Linked DNA regions of Homo sapiens: region 2 is linked to region 1. The links are chromatin contacts, found by Hi-C or POLR2A ChIA-PET in ENCODE. All regions are on one chromosome and are shown on one strand. Each heading gives the region's core, a stretch centred on a gene start or an enhancer-like site at or near the end of the contact. The rest is flanking DNA. Distances are from core to core; before and after follow the strand shown. Region 1 overlaps NEPRO-AS1 (NEPRO antisense RNA 1). Region 2 has its middle 19 kb from the start of BOC.

Region 1 (5,518 bases), core at 1,550-4,049:
CCCATTTTATAGGTTAATGAATGGAGGTTCAGAGAGGTTAAAAAACTTGACCAATGTCCATCACTGAGGAAGTGACAGAACCAGGTCTAGCTGGACTCCACAGTGTATGACAAGGCTGACTTATATGGCAAAGAAATTAACAAGAAATACAGAAAATAGTCATTTTATGAAGTGCCATTAGCCTAGATTGGCTCATGTGCAGAGGACAGGGGATTCAATTCTGTGGACTTAAGGTCCTGGGATTCTGTGCTATACCTGCCTCTGTGTTGGGAGGACAGTACCCTCCATTCACTCTCAGCCCAACAGACAGGCAGAGAGGGCAGACAAGCACTGCAGTTTCCCTGAAACAGTCTGAAGATTTTTGGCTCTGTTTGTGCTGGTCATGTCTGTTGCTTGTCATGGGCTGCACTCCCAGACGAAGGCTCTGGTTTCAGGAAGGCCATGAGGATGATGGGTTGTGGGTGTCCAGGGCACAGGAAAGACATCCCTCCTACGCACAGTGCATGGCGTCCCAAAGGTTCATCCCTCATGGGAAGGCCAGTTAGTTAAGGAGGTTCCAGAGTTTGTTCCACGGTGAGGATTGGAATTTACGCAGAGCCACCAAAGTGGCTAGAATTCGTCCGAGGAGCATGCAGAGGTGGGAGGAGCAAATCCCAGCTGTATGATTGTCCATGCACATGGGCCAGTTTGGGAATGGCCATGATGGAGGAGCAAGGCTATACGAAACTAGGACTGATTGACCGAATGGGAAGGATGACTAACATGTGCTGCATACTTACTCTGCCAGGCACTATTCAAAGTTGGTGAACTATATTAGCTCATTCAGTCTTTGTGGCAACCCTATAAAGTCAGTAGTACTGTTACCAGAAAGGGGTCCTGATCCAGACCCCAAAAGAGGGTACTTGGATCTCGCTGAAGAAACAATTCGGGGCGAGTACATACAGTAAAGTGAAAGCAAGTTTATTAGGAAAGTAAAGGAATAAAAGAATGGCTACTCCATAGACAGAGGAGACCTGAAGGCTGCTGGTTGCCCATTTTTATAGCTATTTCTTGATTATATGCTAAACAAGGGGTGGATTATTCATGCCTCCCCATAATTTCCTGACTACACCTTGGCATTTGTAAACTGTCATGGCTCTGGTGGGAGCGTAGCAGTGAGGACGACCAGAGGTCACTCTCATCGCCATCTTGGTTTTGGTGGGTTTTGGCAGGCTTCTTTACTGCAAGCTGTTTTATCAGCAAGATCTTTATGACCTGTATCTTGTGCAGACCTCCTATCTCATCCTGTGACACGGAATGCCTTAACTGTCTGGGAATGCAGCCCAGTAGGTCTCAGCCTCATTTTACCCAGCTCCTCTTCAAGATGGAGTTTCTCTGGTTCAAATGCCTCTGACAGTACTGTTGTTAGCCTCATTTACGATGAGGAAAAGAAGCACAGTGAGGTCAGTAACTTGTTTGAGCCCAGCAGCTAGGAAGAGTTGGAGCTTGAGTCCAGGTCCAGAGAGAGTCTGACCCCAGTAGCTGTATTCTTAATTACCTCAGTTTAGGATGAGGTGCTTAAGTTCCTCCCTCTCCCCCACCCCTGGAGGAACTTTTGCTCTGGGGTCACTGGCTCAACAATGACATAGCTTCTTGCTGCCTAGTTTATAAGAAGTACTAAAAATTGTAAACATTGTTCTAATTTAGGGATTTTATATTCACTCTTTCTCTGCCTCTTTCTTTATCTTAAAATAGGCTGGAGGAGAGAGAACAAAAAGTAAACATTTGTATGCTCCCCAAGTCAGGCCCTTGGGTATTCGGAGTCTGTAGTTGCTAGTTAATTAAATTCTGTAATTGCTCAGTTAACTGTTTGCAAGGTGTGGGAGGCTGGTGGAGGAGGAGGGCAGGTTTTCCAACAGTAAATCCTACAGGGAGGGGCAAGAGAAGAGCACCAACATCTGCTACCTGCAGACCTTGAGCTAAATGTTTTCCCATTAGTTACCTCATTTTCATCCTCTTAACCGTCCTTTGAGGTGGGTGTTATCAGCACAATTGTACAAATGAGAAAGGTTGTGTAACTTGCCTGAAGTCAGATTCTCTGTGAACAAAGGACCTGGGATCTGAACCCCAGAGTGTTGCCCTCCAAAGCTGTGCCCAAGACACTGTACAGTATCCACTGCTATGGACAAGACAAGCTTGACAGAGGACCCAACAGGCTTAGCCAGGAACACAACCCACAGCACGCAGGTGAGATGGTTCTGGCCACACCCTCCAGCTCAGGCTCAGCTCAACCCTTCCTCCTTCCTGGGAGCATGTCAGCCTTCCGTGTGGGGAGCAGCAAACTGGACAAACAAGAAGCTCTTTTCTGGGCTGTGCTCAGCCAGGGGCCTGGGGCATAACAGGATGGTTAATGCAAAGCTTGGCAAGCCTTCCCGTTTTAATTTAGGCCTCCTCCCAGGAGGGAATCCAGAGGCGGGAACATGAGAAAGGGAAAGGAAAAATAATAAGAGATAAGTGAGAAAAGAGAATATTTATAGGGCTTGGAACATCTAATGGAAACCAGCTGCCTTATTGGGGATGGGGGCCTCTTCCTTGCAGGGGATTATTAGGTTTTCTCTTGTACATACCTGTGTGTGGTGGGGGGTCCGGGCAGAGAGACAGCGACAGCAGGGACCAGCCTGGAGGCAGGGTGGAGGGCTGTGCTTACTGTACATTGGCCATCAGAAAGTGGCTATTCCCCTCCTGGCCTCACTCCACCCCCACCTCCTGCCTTCATTTTCAACTGGAGCTGATTCAAACCTGCTGCTCGTGGAAGGAGGCCATGAGTGCAGGCTCCAACAGAAAGATGATACGCGAGGGGATATGAGTGCGAGAGAGCGGGGCAATCAGAAAGAATGAGAAAATGAGACGAGGGAATGGAAAAGGTGAATAAACAGGGGATGATGAGGGAGGGAGAGAGATTGAAAGATTAAAATATTGGCCTGAGTGGGGAGCTTGGAAAGAAGGGAGTGAAGTCTAGAGTTGGAGCAAATTCAGAGCTGATCCTTCTGGGCCCTGTTCTCTCTCCCACAGACTCAGACGGTTGCAATAAAGATGTGTCTGTTTGAGATTTTCCAGGTCCCTTTCCCATAAATCTGTATTTCCTTCTTTCTCAAGGTCTTTGGACCAAAAAGTCTCATCCAAGAATTGTGTAAAGAACACTTAAAGGTGGAGGAGGCATCATAAATGGGAAAAGTGTGATAATATAGGGCTGGAATCTGGGGCACACATTTAGAAAGACAGCAGCCAAATGCAAAGGCACTTTCCAGAGGCCAATTTGTCCTGAGGCTTAAGCTCTGTGTCTTTTTATTTCTAGCTTTCTCTTAGGCTCTTGGTGAGTTGGAGAGGATATGTTCATGAATTGTGGAGTAAAGTTCTGTGTTTAATTGATATGAATTCAATGATATGTTAGGCCAGATAAAGCAAGAGAGAGCAAGAGAGAGTGAGAGAACACCATTTAAAGAGTAGGGATGATTTGCCCATCTTTTAACACAATGAGCAAGAATGTTAGGTGAGCTGAGCTGAGACATGTGAATCTACTCTTCCCTTGGTTTCTTTGGTCTTGGTTCTCAGATAGATCTCATAATATCGGTGAATTTATGTTTAAGGAAACAAGAATTTTTTTAAATAAAAAGTTGTCCTTTACATAAAAGTTCACTACTTTATCTCCTACCCAACTGAAGGAAAACACACAACAAGTTACGCTGCTTTTGTTGAAAAATGGTGTAGGGAAAGAAAAGTAATTTTTTCTTCAACTTTCAGAAGTTCTTAGATGGGAACCCTATCTAGACCCCTGTAACATAAGACAGATTAACAAGAGAAAAACAAACAGAAGTTTATTAATATGCATTATTTTATATATACATGGGAGATACCCAGGGAATAGTTCTCAAAGAACAGTAAATTTTTAAAGAAGTGGCAAGACAAAGGAAAAAGACTTTAAGTCTCTAGGGAAGGCAACTTGGAGGAAGGCAAATTAAAGGCTGGTTAGTAAAGCTTGTTTGTGTAGATTGCTCTGGAACCATCTCCAGGTTTATAAGAGTTCCAAGCTGTCTTTAGTGGTTAACCTTTGTTCTCTCTGGTAGAAGTGGGGTGATAGGGTGCAGGATACCTATTGTCTTTGTAAATCTATGTCCTGCTTTTAGGCAAATAGAGGAAGGGCAGAGAGCTTTTCTGCATCTGTTTCTTCTTAATTACCATCAGCTCAACAATCCTTCATATTTTGGGGTGGCATATTTTGGTCTCACACAATGGTATAATAATGTTCTTTAAGGACAATTTAGGGGATTTTCAAGCCATTTTAATCATTTGATCTGATTAAATGTTAAGTGCTTTTCAACGTCCCTTTTTAAATGTTAAGTGCTGCCTGTAGACTTCATTGTCCATTGAGGTTGGCCAATGTGTGAAAATGTTGACTATATTTGGACTTATGGTTGGATTAATGGACAGCTTTCTCCTGATTACCCAGTCCACTGGTACATAATAAATTAAGAAAGGTCCACAGGCCCCCTGAACTCAGGCAAAGCTCCAAGAGGGGGCAACAATAACCAGTGTGATGGAAGCCCTCTCCTTTCAACTGAGTCCCTTCCTCTTATCTGATCACATGCTGTCACTCCTATCTTTCGATTGGAAACAAGTACCTGTCTTGCTACCATATGACACCCCCCTAAGTGCTGGAGTGGCTCCTGAGCACTGTCAACATCTGACTAACAAAGACAACCTCTAGTCTCGGTAGTATCTCAAGGAGGTCTTCTTTTGTGCTTTTCTATCTTATTCAAAATGTTCGCCCTTTACATTAACGCAGCAACAACTTTACTGTGCCAGCAAGATTAGAGAAAAAGTCAAAGCAGTTCAAAGCCCATGCTGACAAAAATAGCAACATTCCCTTAGAAAAACAATAATTACTACTGTTTTAAGAACTTCGGAAAAAAAAGTGAAATGTTGAAACAAAAAGTGGAAATGTTTTCCCCTTTGGAAGAAATTTCTGCTCAAACTGTTGCAGCTCTGGGGCAGCCTCATCTTGCCCACAGAAGCATCTGTCTTTCAGAAATGAAGACTCTCCTTAATCATCCACAGTTCATACGCTCCTGTGATTTGTAAAAATGGATCTCATAAACTCAGTCAGAACTCTCATGATGCTGGGGAGAGAAGGGATTTCAAGAGTTCTTACATCTCCCTACTGTAACTTCCAGGTCAGACTGCTGCTGGGTCCTTATTCTTCAAGACCTGCGAGGAAAGCTATTCTCAACCTTTCAAAGTGATGCCAAAGAAAGGATGCTTTGGCATTTTACAATTTGTTTGCTGGACTCTGCTGGTTTGGTGCTTTTTGAGTCGTGATGTTCCACATATCCAGGCTGTCCTTTAGATTATATATATATTTTCAATTTTTATTTATTTCTCAGTAGATCTGGTGCCTTAAAAAAAAACGAGATATCTCTATTTGTGTCTTGATGAATTATAAAAGACATTTCCCACCCTTCCTTCTGTTCTATGATCAATT
Region 2 (5,518 bases), core at 961-3,460, 45 kb before region 1:
AGGATAATGATAACAACCAGCTCACAAGATTATTTTGAGAATCAAAGGTGTTATTACATGAGAAAGTGTTTATTAAAGACTAAAACACATTATAAGTATGAATTTTAATTTCACTGCCCCAATACAATGAAACATATGGCATTTTTAAATGTAAAAAGAACCCCACAATGCATAAATTTTTAGAAACAAATAATTTTAGTGAAAAAAAACCCACTTTTTAAAAAATCTGAAACATCTTTTCCAGCACTTTGCTGCATAGTCAGATGCTTGAAGCAGAAATTCTTTTCTATAATGTCCTTAGCAGTGTGAGCCCAGTCTGGTTGCCAGGCCCATAAAAACAGAAAGCTGTTGATCATTAGTCTGTGTAAAACATAGCACTTGGGCATCTCACTTGGAACTTGCTTTTTAACTTGTTTCAAGAGGTGGCGCTTAGAACTGAAGAGAGTATTGTATGGCTGAATGAGTGCACCAAAACACCAGGCCAGACTGGGGTGTGGACACCCACTTATGTGTGCAACTGCCTTTTTAACTAATTAATCCTCTCCCTGCAAGCCTGAACGCGGCCTGTGAACTTCACATTCCACTGGTAACTGGAACCCTGGATCCTACAAAACCTGGAGGCTTTCATGAAATGTTATTTGTTCAGGGCGCTTGAAGCAATGATATCTAATGGAGCAGAAGCAAGGAGAAAATGACCTGAGCTTTAGTAAAGAATGGTTGATTTCCATCACAGATCTGGCTCTGTCTCTACTCTGCTTAGAAACCCTGGAGGGCTCCCTTCCTGGACAGACTCCAAACTCTTCTCAACCAACCCTGGGCTCATTTTTCCACACACTCATACCACTCACCCCCCTTTCTCTGCCCTCCAATCTCTGTGCTTGTGTTTCCTAATGTATAGTTTGCAACAAAATAAACTGGTAGTGCTTGTTTAAAATGTAGATGCCATTGCTGAACTTCAGGGCTAACGAATCAGAAATTCTGGGTGTAGAGACCTCAGGAATCTGCTTGTCAAAACTAGTTCCTCCAGCAAATCTTGGGAGACAATGACCTGGCCACACTTAACCACTTATCTGTTCCTTAAATTCAGCATGCATTTTATTCCTCTGTACTTCTGCCTTCCTTTTCTTTTCCTCTCCACAAACTCGCTAAGCTTCCTTTATCGAATAACTTCTGTATACCAAATGCAGGCAGTCCATTAAGGCTTCAAGGCCCAGCTCTTATTTATGGCTTCGCTGGTACTGTTCCTGATTCTTCTCAATACAAAATTAACTGAGCACCTACTAAGTATCAGGTATGCAGAGAGGACATAGACATGAACTAGATTTTGTCTTTGTCCCCAAGATGCTCACTCAGAGTGACAGAGACCTTATGAATCTGTGCCTCTACTCTCTCTAATGAGAAGCTAGACTTTCAGAACCACAGCACTGGAAGAGCTGATGTATCAGCCAATCTAGACAGGGAAGCTCTTTTTGCCACTGAGATGCAAATGCACCTTCCTAACTAGAATTCATTGTATGCTAAGCTAGTCGTCCTTTTTCTTGCCAAAATATCTTTCATCAAGAGAATGCCAAAGTGCTTTTCTAGTAGATTTGAATTGGGTACCAGATTTACTGATAGCAAAATCAAGATTCTGATGTATTAAATATCCTTCTTTAGGCCTTAGAATAGCTTATGGCAGAACTGAGCACATGAGAACTTCTCCAATGCGTCATAGCATGGGGTCTGCACATAAAAGGGCTTCAATAATGTGGCCAATGAGTGGTCAGTTTGCTTTATAAACTTCTAAAAATAGAATGAACTTCCTCTGGCAGTGCCAGCCTGGAGCTTGAGTCTGTCTGTGCTGGTGTTGAATGCCTCTCACATTCTGGGACTTTGGATTTACCCTTTTTTGGGTCCCTTTTTTGCTTTCCATTTTAGATTTTTTTTATCTTTAATTTGTGCAAATTTATTTTGCTCCAATTTTTCAAATTAGTTATTTTTTTTTCTGCCTAGGTCTGCCACTTGATACTTCCAAAGTTTCTTTTTCTCTTCTCACCTTATTTTCTGACTGTCCCTACCCCCTCTGTCTCTCTCCCCTCCTTTTCTCCTCCCCACCCACCTTCCTCCCTGTGGCCCACATCCTGCGTAAGAATACAGGCAGGATTAATCCAGCAGGGAACACAATGTCTGCGAGCCACGACAGACGCACTAAAGCGTGCAGTGGTGATAAAAGGCAACTCTGATGGGCTCTGTCAGGAATCCTCAGAAACACTGACGGGAAACATTTGCTAACTCTCTCCTGGCTTCAGGCCCCCGGGCCCCACAACAGGATCATGCCTAGAAAAGCCAACGGAGAAAAGTAGTGAAACTAGAAAATCTCCTTGCCTCCCAGCACCCCATGCAAGAAAATTTTCCTCATAGCCAAAATTCTCTAGCTGTTTACCTGAAAGACCCTGGGTTAAAACTGTGAGTGGCCTCAAACTTTGATTTATGTCCTAAATCGTTGAAGGAATGCTGTAAGCCATCTTAGGAGAGAAGACTGAGTAACCTACTTCTGCCTTGCAAAGAGAAAGATGAGCAAAAAGGAAAAAAAAAATCCCTTTAGTGCTGTGAATGGCTCAATGTCCAAGGATGTGTGCAGATATGTGACACGTGTGTGCATAAACATGGCAATAATACATGTGCATTTGGGTTCAGTTTCCCTCCAAGTACATTCAATTAAAAAAGATTTCTTGTCCTACATACCCATGGAGTCTGTGGGTATATAGGACAAGAAATAATATTTTGCTTGTTACCTAGTGAATTTGATCTACTAAACACCACAAATTTGTACCCAAGTTGACCTATTAACCAAACAAATAATAATTGCTACCCCTTTGGAGAGGAGGTATGAAGATCAGGATGATTCCCAATATTAATTCATGTTTACTTTACTGTTTGTTCCCTTTAGACTTGCTCTATTCCGTAGGCCCATTTGCCATCCTGAAAGTCTCCAAGTGTAGTCACTACTTCTGTTTGGACAGCGATCATTGTCCTTGTGTCATGGGGCTGCAGTCTTGTCATTTAAACATAGCCCCCACTGATGTTGTCTGTCTCTGTTTCTTTCCCTTTCTCTTCATGACTTTTGGTTTCTCCCGCTCCACTATCCAGGTAGGCAGGGGCCCCAGTCAGACTAATGGCTGGCCCATTAGTCCATTGGGGTCTTCAGGGATAATAAAAGTTAGGTTTCTAAACAGCCTTAGTTCAAATGCTCACCACTTCCTGAGAGCCTGAATTTCAGCCCTTTCCCATTAGTACTTTAGCATAAAGCAGTTTATCAGATTCAGCTGGTTGATTCTAAGGTGATAATATGCAGGGCTTTAAAGTTTCCCTGGAAAAAATCAAGGTAGCAATAACATTCATTCATTCACCAAATAATTTTCTAATGCTGTCATGTGCCAAGCACTAAATGCAGTGAGCAGAGGTCCACATGGCAAACTTAGAAGGGGGTTACTTCTTAAAAAGACAGAAAAGCAAATTCAGTTATTTTTCTTGAACAAATAATTCCTGAATTCCTATTTTGTACCAGCCAGTCTGCTTAGTTGTGGAGACACATGGTGAGTCGGCAGGCCTCTACCCTCAGGAAGCTCATATGACTTTCTATAACAGATGCTCTGAGAGAGGCTCAGCCGGTGTTTTGGGAGAGCCTGAATTTCAAGGACACTGGGAGAGGAATGAGAAGGGGATGCAAAAAATCAAATAAGTCTTCCAGGAGGAAGTAGCTCTTTAGCTATGTTGTGAATAAATTAAATAAAGAATAAGACTTTACTATAATTAAAAAATAAAAAAATAGATGTTGGTGTGGATGTGGAGAAAAGGGAACATGTTTACACTGCTGGTGGGAATGTAAACTAGTACAACCACTATGAAAAACAGTATGGAGATTCCCTGAAGAACTAAAAGTAGAACTACTGTTTGATCCAGCAATCCCACTACTGGATATCTACCCGGAGGAAAATAAGCCATTATATGAAATAGACACTGGGACACACATATTTATAGTAGCACAATTTGCAATTGCAAAAATATGGAACCAGCCTAAATGCCCATCAACCAAAGAGTGGATAAAGAAAATGTGGCATATACATATATCACAGAATACTACTCGGTCATAAAAAGGAACAAAATAATGGTATTCACAGCAACCTGGATGGAATTGGAGACCACTATTCTAAGTGAAGTAACTCCGGAATGAAAAACCAAACATTGTATATTCTCACTTATAAGCGGGAGCTAAGCTATGAAGGCACAAAGGTAAAAGAATGATATAATGGTCTCTGGGGACTCATGGGAAAAAGTGGGAGGGGAGAGAGGGTTAAAAGACTACACATACACTGCTCAGGCGATGGGTGCACAAAAATCTCAGAAATCACCACTAAAGAATTTTTCCATGCAACCAAACACCACTTGTTCTCCCAAAACTATTGAAATAAAAATAAATATTCAAAAACATAAAATTTTAAAAATTTTTCAAAAGAAAAGCATAATTTACCAACAAATATATTTACAAATGTCTTGTTTGGTGATGAGAACATATATATATTATAATGTAATTTGCAGATATCTCTCATATTAAAACATTACAACTCAAAAAGAATATGGCTTTAAGGCCGTGGAAAAGGGAGGCAGGGCCATTCTAGGAGGAAGAAGCAGCTGATAAATGACACAGAGACAGGACTTTTGAGGGACAGATTATTGAGAACTTCGAATGCCAGGCAAATTTTAACTTTTATTTTGCAGTCATTGGAAAGCATTCAGGTTTTTGAGTAGGAAAGTGACATCATTTCATTTATGTTTTATGGAGGATGGTAGAAATATCAAGCTAGAGTTGACTTGTTAGGAAGTTATTTGTAATAACCTCAGTGAGATGTGGTGGGAGTCAGAATCAGTTAGTGGAAGTGGGAAGGAAAAGAATAGGTGAATGTGAGAGAGATTAAGCTCTAACTGATATGTGCTGTAGGTAGTGGTAAAATAACGTTTGAGGCTTTAGAGAGTAATGATGTTAAGATTAAACCTCTAGTTTAAAATGATTGATTGAGCACACACATCTATGCCTTCCCTCCTAAAAATTTATTAGTGATTCTAAATAAATAATAAAAAGTTATCAATGCTTTTTAACCAAGATGGAAAAGGGGGGGCCATCAGTGCACAAGAGAGTCAACATATTTAGGGAAGACTAAAAGTGGACAAAGAAGTAGTGACTGATGTAGCAGAGTGGAAAAGAGCTGAGAATACACAGAGAGGTGGCTACAGCCAAGAAGGAAGTTGGTCTGCCCTTCCAAGTCCTTCCTGGTGAAGCTCAAGACCTCAGGGGAGAGACCAGGGCCTAGATATAGGGAGAATACGGAAATATGTATAGATACAGCAGTCACCATCCATATATCCCCACTGACCATGTGCAAAATGCCAGGCAGTCAAGTTATATACCTAATAATGGAAAGAAAGGAAATCTTCTCTAAAGATATAGACTAAAGGATACCACAATATGCCACCTCAAAAT

Evidence for each region. A loop is a pair of places that touch in the nucleus more often than their neighbours do. ChIA-PET counts read pairs that join two places held with the same protein, here RNA polymerase II (POLR2A).
Region 2: a map of sigmoid colon shows a loop between it and region 1 (2.4-fold over the local background). The contact joins two enhancer-like sites. A Hi-C loop is called at or near these places in 2 of 168 maps with a recorded cell type or tissue (heart left ventricle and sigmoid colon) and 1 of 37 single-sample maps with no recorded cell type. POLR2A ChIA-PET finds 5 or more read pairs at or near these places in 3 of 52 experiments (BJ, H1 and PC-9).

What each region holds. Positions count from the first base shown.
Region 1 is chr3:113,145,337-113,150,854 of GRCh38, reverse strand. The region is part of intron 1 of NEPRO-AS1 (NEPRO antisense RNA 1); the gene reads right to left. All of the region lies in intron 3 of LINC02044 (long intergenic non-protein coding RNA 2044), which reads left to right. Among named protein-coding and RNA genes, the nearest start is that of LINC02044, 20 kb to the left of the region's middle. Within about 2 kb of position 2,799, at least 12 of the 41 ENCODE cell types and tissues checked have a DNase peak (open chromatin) inside an H3K27ac peak, as active enhancers do.
Region 2 is chr3:113,190,184-113,195,701 of GRCh38, reverse strand. No RefSeq gene overlaps it. Among named protein-coding and RNA genes, the nearest start is that of BOC, 19 kb to the left of the region's middle. Within about 2 kb of position 2,210, at least 3 of the 41 ENCODE cell types and tissues checked have a DNase peak (open chromatin) inside an H3K27ac peak, as active enhancers do.